Regions from separate parts of the Homo sapiens genome. Here region 1 is linked to region 2. A link is a loop called in an ENCODE intact Hi-C map of the cell type or tissue named here. Cell type or tissue: endothelial cell of umbilical vein. All regions are shown on one strand.

The links. Peaks named below come from ENCODE experiments on the same cell type or tissue, not always from the same donor. Only the 100,000 strongest peaks of a DNase experiment are listed, where the experiment ranks them.
Region 1: a loop joins it to region 2, with 18 times the contacts of the local background. A loop is called at or near these places in 7 of 110 quality-filtered maps.

The regions. Positions count from the first base shown.
Region 1 is chr5:97,229,013-97,234,012 of GRCh38, forward strand. No RefSeq gene overlaps it. Among named protein-coding and RNA genes, the nearest start is that of RIOK2, 48 kb to the left of the region's middle. In endothelial cell of umbilical vein, a CTCF peak has its summit at 2,211 (motif pointing right); a DNase peak (open chromatin) is centred at 2,249.
Region 2 is chr5:98,346,800-98,351,799 of GRCh38, forward strand. No RefSeq gene overlaps it. Among named protein-coding and RNA genes, the nearest start is that of LINC01846, 190 kb to the left of the region's middle. RefSeq lists a silencer at 2,846-3,140. In endothelial cell of umbilical vein, a CTCF peak has its summit at 3,100 (motif pointing left); no DNase peak of the experiment used is centred here; H3K27ac peaks cover 533 bases.

The DNA.
Region 1 (5,000 bases), 1.1 Mb before region 2:
GAACGTTTATTAAAAAGCTTTAGAACAATAAGGAAAGGAAAGAAAAGAAAAGAAGGAAAGTACAACTGGGAAGAGGACCAAGGGGTTGACTTGAGAAACCAAGTGCACAGCTTGACCTCTTGACATGGGGTTTTATAGGTTGACATACTTCCGGGGTCTTGCCTTACTTCTCTCCACTCCTGAGGTCTTACTGGGAAGCTGCTGATCAGTTTCAGGTGTTTTCTATCTTTTAGGAGACGGCTTTTCCCTGGTGCCAGCTGTGACCAATTATTACTTTAGAGAAACAGTTAACAACTGCCTGACCATCACCTGATGTTTGCCCAACACTCCTGGTGTGTGTGTGTGTGTGGGAGCCCTCTTCTGCCCTGCTCATACCTGACTAGCTACCTACTGTTAACAGTAACTGCCTCATGGAGCAAGAATGAAAACAAGCCAGTTTTGTGTGGTAAGCCTGGCCAGTTTGGATTTCACGTCTAAATGAGTACAAATAGTTTATATCCTAAAATTCTGCATGCCCTGGTCAAATAACCTTTGCATTCAAAACAATTGATTGAAACTTTTATGGTACAGTATGGTTGATTCTGAAGATGCAGAAAAGACTGTGCTTTTCAGATCCTGTCCTAAAGAGTAGTTGAATCCTTTGCTTGTGGAAAATCAACAGAGGCAGAACAGAAACTTCTGTTGGCAATTTTCCTTAATAGTTCAATAAAATGTTTCACCCTGCTATCTTGTGATATATTTGTAGTTCTGTAAATATACTATGGCACTTGGGGTGAGACAGGAAGGAAGAGGGACATGTCTAATTATAAAAATCAGTGTGAGCTGGCTGGCAGATATGCGCGGAGGAAGAAAAATACCATGTTACGTGATGACATCTTTCTTATCATACAGTGTGCTTTGCCGCCATTGTAAAGTGCTCTTCTACTGTGTATTTTATTTTTTTCTTAGTGACAACCTTCAAATGAAGTGTGCTTTTGTAAGAGTCTTTTCTACAATGTAGAATCCACACCAAGAACATGCGTAGAATGCCCTACCAGGATTTTATCTCTTTGTGCCTGGCTCGAGTTTGTACTTGGTATGATCTCTTATTTTAGGAACTAGCCTGAGGCATCCAGACCCTTGCTGCTGCCATCCCTAGAGAGACAAAAATGAAGGAAATAGAGTTGTACAAGAGAGGAATTTAAAGAGATCTCCCCCAACAGTTTTCAAGCTGCTTTTTCTTCTCCCTTCCTGTCTTCCTTCTCTTTTCCTCCCTGTCTCCTTCCTTCCTTTCATTCCTTCCTTCCTTCTTTTTTAAAGCCCTAAGAACCATTTCTTCTGTTTAAAGTTTGTATGGAGCCCCAAAGGAAGATAAAATAAAGACTGCTCTGGTAGAAGCATAGATAAGTACCCAGAACTCTTCCTAGTTGTGGTTCTGGGGAGAATAATTTGAAAACACCCAATTAATTATATTAAAAACAGAGACCTAGACATTTGAATGATTTGTTATAGTTTCTGATTTTGACTTCAGAGACAATGTGAGTATGCTGAATTCTCCTGGTAATGGGGAAATTTTTGACATGATTTGCCAAATCTAGCTGTTGAAGTTTTAGATTTCCTCTGTTTCTTACTTGTTTTAATAGTAAGTTTGACTATAGTAGCAAAATCATGTGGGTCAATTTTGTTTCCCACTTTTCTTTATAATTTTAGATAAGATCATATATGTTTTACACATAGTTCTGTTGTAATAATTGTGGGAAAAGTCTGGTAGATGTAAAGCTGCACATTTTAGGAAAGACTAGTCTGGGTGCAGTGGCTCACATCTGTAATCCTAGCACTTTGGGAGGTTGAGGTGGGAGGATCACTTGAGGCCAGGAGTTTGAGACTAGCCTGGGCAACATAGAGAGACCCCTGTCTATACAAAAAAAATTATAAGAAGAAAGACTAAAAACTTCCTATTCTCTAAGACAAATGTTTATTCTGTAATTGCAATGCAAAAATATTATTTGAAAGCTTATAAATGAATTGCTCCCCCCAAATTACAGTTTAGCAAATCTGTAATCTCTTGAAAAAAAATCTGAAACGTCTTTAAAATTTTTTTAGCATTTCTTACACTGCAACATTTTTCTATTTTTCTTCTATGTCCTAAAGAAGACATCTACCTGAAATTAGGACATTATGTGTGTAACATTACGTGATTGTGAAATAGCTGCCTGCTCTAGAAGGTCCTTGTTCCTCTAGGGGGCAGTGCTTTACTTTTACATCACCAACCCGGAGTGAAAATATAAGAGCAGCTTTGTTTCTTAAAAGACTAGAAGTAGTTCATTCTGCTCATTCTCTCTCTTCGTTTTAAAAATGTATTGTACAGCTGAGACATTTAACAAGACATGCTTTTAACCAGAAAATATCCAAGATAATTAGAACTTCCATAAACATATTTGATTTGGAGTTTTTAGGGAAGATTTCTTTGGCTTTACCTCTTTATTTTCTAAGAAAGCATAGAATGAGCTTGACTTATGCTCCAAATTTAGTTATTATATAATTGTATTGTCCTTTCTGAAAGATAAACTTTCTTCCCCCTTAAAAACAATTTTGATTTAAGGTTCCAGATGTGTCACTTGACTTGCTAAAAAACAAAGCAAAGCAAAACAAAAACCAGAAAGCCAACCAAAACCCAAAAAGCCAATCAAAACAAGAACCATAACATCCAGTTTGTTCTCTTTGGTTCTACTTTTCTATTTTTCATGCAATTTAAAATTTTAGACTATTTCCCTTGTGCCACAGACTTCTTTTTTTTTTTGTGGTAGTTCCAGAAAACAAATGGATTTATTAAGAAAACAAAATCCGCCTCCATTTCTTTCAGCCCATTCTCATCCCATACTTCTTAAAAGCTATATGTGTATATATATATATGTACATGTGTATATATGTATATATATATGTACAGGTGTATATATGTATATATATACATACGTACATATGTGTGTATATATATATATAGTGTATATATTAATATATATACACTAATGTGGGCAGCAGAATTCAAAGATAGTCCCCAAGATTTCTGGACCCAGGTGTACATATACATCTTCACCCAGTTATTCTGCCAAACACTAATGTAGGTACTGCTATGAAGAGATTTTGCAGATAAATTAAGATCCCAAATGCAGATGAATTAAGATCCTTAAATTAGGGAGATTATCTGGGTAATCTCACCTAATTATGTGAGCCCTTTAAATCTGTTTCTAGAGATCGGAGACAGAAGTCAGATAGAGTTGAGATGTGAGAAGGATTCAACTTGAGAGAGGTTCTCTATTGGTGGTTTTGAGACAGAAGGGAGCCATGGGGCAAGGACCTGCGACTGGCCTCTGGTGGCTGAGAGTGGTCCCCAGTTGACAACCAGCGAGAAAACCAGGAAAACCACCATAAGAAACTGAATTATGACAAAACAAAATGAGCTTGGGGTCCACTTCCAAGCTCATTTTGTTTTGTCATAATTCAGTTTCTTATGGTAGTTGTCTTGATTTTCTTGGTGGTTGTCAACTGGGGCCCACTGTCAGCCACTAGAGACCAGTCTGAGGTCCTTGCCCCATGGCTCCCTTCCATCTGGGTGTTATTTTAAGTCTCCAAGTTTTTTGTTATGCAGCTATAGAAAATCAATACAATCAAAGTAAGCACATTTCTTTAACATTATTTTTTAAAGTTGGCTTGAAAAACGGAAGTTGATACCGAAAAAATATGTTCAGCATTTGGGGATTTGCCATACCCTTTTATAGTGGTGGTTTGCTGGCCAATACCCATGTTCCCCTTTTCCTGGCGACATTCCCTAGTGGGTTGACTTCACACCTAGTTCCAGAGGTGAGACTCAGTTAGCTCAAGTCATTTGGAGTGTATCATTTAGGGCATGTGACCCAAACTGGTCCAATTAGAATAAACCCCAGGAGGATTTTGGTGGGAATGTTGGGGTAAATACTTTCTTTCCTCCTTTGAGCTTAGTGATGTGATTATTGAGGTTTATAAGTATTAAAGATTCAAGGGAGAGCCTAGCATTTCTCAGGGGCTACCATGTGAAGCCTAAAAATTAAGCAACCCAGAGGAAGAAAAGTTAAGGAGGATTCTGGTTATATTTCAGTCCTGTATTAGGCTGTTTGTGAATATAAATCTGCTCCTTGATATGAGCTAATAAATCTTTCTCTTCCCTTAAAAATTTGTTTAAGTCTATTTACTTTGAGTTTCTCGATTCTTACAAATGAAAAATAAAATCCAGACTGATAGACCAGTTATCTCTCTGATTTTCATACTTTTCCTCATCTTTCAACATAGAATATGTTCCAGACTAGTAAACTGTAATCATCTGCATTTATTTCCTTTTGTCTTTGTCTAGTCTTTTAAGTCTAAAGATAAAAATTGGTTAAAAATTATAATAACATATTCTAATATTTATTGTTCTTATATTATCTGACGGAACAATCTAGAAAAATAGGTATTATGGCTTTCATAAACTTATGACACATATTTGAAGGGTATTAATTTATTATTGGCTTTGTATAAACTTTTTTCTTTTGGAAATTCTGTCAATAAAGTAGAACCCATTTTGTTTAAAAGTTTTGTTTCAATCTAGTGAAGATATAATATAGTTCTCATTAATTGACATTATAATTGCCTATAATTATATTGACAGAAACAGAGTCGTGTGTGAAAACAATTAATATTTGTTCTGTATAAAGATGAAAACAGTTGTTTTGTATTGTTAAAATTAGTATTCAGTGCCTGCTTTTAGTACCAATCTTGCTAGCAGAAGCGAATAGACTCTATGATGCAAAATGTGATATTGCGAGCATAACACTTTGTCTTTAGTTATTTAAAATACCTTTGAAATATGTGTATTTTAAATGTATAGGTGTGTATTGAAAACTTAGTTTTGTTTATTTGTTTACTTGCTTTTTAACTTTTAGACCGTTTCCTTTATTTCAGGTATTAAATTGTTTAGAATGTAGTTGTGAGAATAGACCTAACTGGTC
Region 2 (5,000 bases):
TCATCCCTGGGATGCAAGGCTGGTTCAACATATGCAAATCAATAAATGTAATCCAGCATATAAACAGAACCAAAGACAAAAACCACATGATTATCTCAATAGATGCAGGAAAGGCCTTTGACAAAATTCAACAACCCTTCATGCTAAAAACTCTCAATAAATTAGGTATTGATGGGACGTATCTCAAAATAATAAGAGCTATCTATGACAAACCCACAGCCAATATCATACTGAATGGGCAAAAACTGGAAGCATTCCCTTGGAAAACTGACACAAGACAGGGATGCCCTCTCTCACCACTCCTATTCAACATAGTGTTGGAAGTTCTGGCCAGGGCAATTAGGCAGGAGAAGGAAATAAAGGGTATTCAATTAGGAAAAGAGGAAGTCAAATTGTCCCTGTTGGCAGATGACATGATTGTACATCTAGAAAACCCCATTGTCTCAGCCCAAATCTCCTTAAGCTGATAAGCAACTTCAGCAAAGTCTCAGGATACAAAATCAATGTACAAAAATCACAAGTATTCTTATACACCAATAACAGACAAACAGAGAGCCAAATCAGGAGTGAACTCCCATTCACAATTGCTTCAAAGAGAATAAAATACCTAGGAATCCAACTTACAAGGGACATGAAGGATCTCTTCAAGGAGAACTACAAACCACTGCTCAATGAAATAAAAGAGGATACAAAGAAATGGAAGAACATTCCATGCTCATGGGTAGGAAGAGTCAATATCATGAAAATGGCCATACTGCCCAAGGGAATTTATAGATTCAATGCCATCCCCATCAAGATACCAATGACTTTCTTCACAGAACTGGAAAAAACTACTTTAAAGTTCATATGGAACCAAAAAGCAGCCCGCATCACCAAGTCAATCCTAAGCCAAAAGAACAAAGCTGGAGGCATCACACTACCTGACTTCAAACTATACTACAAGGCTACAGTAAGCAAAACAGCATGATACTGGTAACAAAACAGAGATATAGATCAATGGAACAGAACAGAGCACCCAGAAATAACACCACATATCTACAACTATCTGATCTTTGACAAACCTGAGAAAAACAAACAATGGGGAAAGGATTCCCTATTTAATAAATGGTGCTGGGAAAACTGGCTAGCCATATGTAGAAAGCTGAAACTGGATCCCTTCCTTACACCTTATACAAAAATTAATTCAAGAAGGATTAAAGACTTACATGTTAGACCTAAAACCACAAAAACCCTAGAAGAAAACCTAGGCATTACCATTCAGAACATAGGCATGGGTAAGGACTTCATGTCTAAAACACCAAAAGCAATGGCAACAAAAGCCAAAATTGACAAATGGGATCTAATTAAATTAAAGAGCCTCTGCACAGCAAAAGAAACTACCATCAGAGTGAACAGGCAACCTACAAAATGGGAGAAAATTTTCGCAACCTACTCATCTGACAAAGGGCTAATATCCAGAATCTACGATGAACTCAAACAAATTTATAAGGGAAAAAGCAAACAACCCCATCAAAAAATGGGCAAAGGACATGAACAGACACTTCTCAAAAGAAGACATTTATGCAGCCAAAAAACACATGAAAAAATGCTCACCATCACCGGCCATCAGAGAAATGCAAATTAAAACCACAATGAGATATCATCTCACACCAGTTAGAATGGCGATCATTCAAAAGTCAGGAAACAACAGGTGCTGGAGAGGATGTGGAGAAATAGGAACACTTTTACACTGTTGGTGGGACTGTAAACTAGTTCAACCATTGTGGAAGTCAGTGTGGCGATTTCTCAGAGATCTAGAACTAGAAATACCATTTGACCCAGCCATCCCATTACTGGGTATATACCCAAAAGACTATAAATCATGCTGCTATAAGGACTCATGCACACGTATGTTTATTGCGGCACTATTCACAATAGGAAAGACTTGGAACCAACCCAAATGTCCAACAATGATAGGCTAGATTAAGAAAATGTGGCACATATACACCATGGAATACTATGCAGCCATAAAAAATGATGAGTTCATGTCCTTTGTAGGGACATGGATGAAATTGGAAATCATCATTCTCAGTAAACTATCGCAGGAACAAAAAACCAAACACCACATGTTCTCACTCATAGGTGGGAATTGAACAATGAGAACACATGGACACAGGAAGGGGAACATCACACACCGGGGACTGTTGTGGGGTAGGGTGAAGGGGGTGGGATAGCATTAGGAGATATACCTAATGCTAAATGACGAGTTAATGGGTGCAGCACACCAGCATGGCACATGTATACATATGTAACTAACCTGCACATTGTGCACATGTACCCTAAAACTTAAAGTGTAATAATAATAAAATAAAAAATTTTTTAAAATATATCAGACAAAAAAAAAAAAAGATCACTTGAGCCCAGGAGTTCAAGACTGTGGTGCCCTATAGTCATAATTCCAATTCGAAAATGGTGGCATAGAAACAAGCTGGCTTCGCTCCCTTTTACAGAAAACCAAAAACAAATATATAGCACCAAGATGATCACCAGCAATATCCTAGAACACAAATATGAGGATGAATCAGTTCCTGGAGCCAAAGAGAAGTAAAAAAAACTCCAGCAGACGGTAAGAGAGCCATATATTCATGACAATGACACCCCTCCCTGGAATCTGCCCTGCCCCAAGTATGTGGAAAATGTTGATTGACTCTCAGTTTCCACACTGGAGAAAGTGAGACTGAGGTTGACAGTCAGCTTCTCTACTTTCTTATGTTCCCTGACAGGAGACCTGTCCCTACCTCAAACTGTGGGAAGCATGGTGAGTGCCTAAAAGGAGAAACATCTCTGAGGACAGCCAAAGACAAAGTAGAGAGGCAGGACTAACATCCTGAATGCTAGAAACTGCTCTGTAATTCAGCCAAATGACATGCCAAATCGGAGTGGCTGCTTAGCAGTACCATGCTGTAGGAGGTACATTCCACGGGGCCCCTGAGCACAAATTACAGCCAGCCGTTCCACACTGCCAGGATATCCCCTTTGGGACCTCCCCTATTTCTGATGATCAGTCTCTGATAATTTGCTAGAGCAAAGGCAAACATGGGCTTAAAGTGCCATCTAGTGCTGAAAAGGAGGCACTGACCTAGCGGAAAAAAGTATAAGAAATTCAACAGGTAAATTATGAAGAATCTCTAAGTAAACATAGCCAATAAAAACCAAAACAAGCCAGGCAGAGAAAACTGGAATGAATAACTGTTAAATGCAAAGACATAGATGTACATTCACACACACACACACAAAAAAAAAACAGCGAAAAGGAAACCATGACCTCTCCAAACAGACAAAGCAAGGAACCAGTGACTGACCCTAACAAGACTGTTACATGAGCTCTCTGTCCAATAATTCAAAATAGGAGTTTGAAAGAAACTTAGTGCTCTCCAAGATAACACATAAAAGCAATTTATAAATTTATCAGATAAATTTTACAAGGAGATTGAAATAATAACAAAAGATCAAACAAAAATCTTGGAACTGAGAAACACATTTGCTGAATTCAAAAATTCATTGAAGGCTCTTTACAGCAGAATGTACCAAGCAGAGGAAAGAATCAGTGCTCCCAAAGACAGGCTGTTTAGAAGTACACAGTCACAGGAGAAATAACAAAAAAATAAAGTCAAAAGGAATAAAGACTACCTATAAGATATAGAAAATTACCTCAAAAGACAAAATCTAAGAATTACTAGTATTCAAAAGGCAGCTGAGCAAAAGAACAAGGTAGAACACTTACTCAAAAAATAATAACAGAAAAGTTTCCAAAACTTGAGAAAGAAATAAAAGTTCACGTATAGGAAGGACAGAGAACATCAAATAGGACTACGCCAAGACATATAATAATTAAACTCTCGAAGGCCAAAGACAATGAGAGGATCCTAAAAAGCAGCAGGAGAAAAAAAGCAAACAACATGTAAAGAAATGCCAATCATCTGATGACAGACTTCTCAGTGGAAACCACACAGGCCAGGAGGGAGCAGAATATTTTCAAAGTGTTGAAAAGAAAACAAAAAACAAAAAACAAAAAACAAAACCTGCCATTCAAAAACACTTTATCCAGCAAAGCTATCATTCAAATAAGGAGTCACAAAGTCTTTCCTAGGCAAACAAAAGCTAAGAGAATTCATCACCACCAGACTTACCTCACAAAAAATGGTAAAGGGAACTCTTCAATCTGAACAAAAAAAAAATACTAATGCGAAAAAAGAAAATATTTAAAGGTACAAAATCCACTGGTAAAATTAAGTACAAAATCATCCCCAGAATACTCCAATTCTGTAATTTTAGTGTGCAATCCACCCATAACTCTAGCATGAAGCCTAAAAGATAAATACATATAAAATAATATTAGCTCCAGAAACTTAAGAGATAGGCAATAAAAAATGTAAATTGAGACAACCAAAATCAAAATGTGGGATGATAGAGTCAAAATATAAAGATTGTTTTTAGTTTTTTATTTGTTTGCTTGTTTTTACTCTTTTTTGTGTTATCTAATACAAGTTGTCATCTCTTTAAAATAATTTGTTATATCTATAAGATATTTCACATAAGCTTCATGGTAACCACAATGCAAAAACCTATAATAGATACATTAAAAGTAAAAATCAACAAATTAAAACATACTACAAGTAAAAAAATCAATTAACAACAAAAGATGACAGGAAGAAAGAGAGAGAGGAGCTACAACACAACCAGAAAACAAGCAATGAAATGGCAGTAGTAAGGCCTTACTTATCAATAATAATGCTGAATGTAAATGGACTCAATTTTCCAATTAAAAATATAGAGTGACTAAATGAATAAAAAAGCAAGATCCAACTAAATTCTGCCTATAGGAAACCTCACCTATAAAATCACACCTAGATTGAAAGTGTAGGAAAAAAAAGATATTTCATGTGAATGGAAACCAAAAAGAGCAGCAGTTGCTATACTTACATGAGATAAAATAGATGACCAGAAAAGACTGTAAAAAG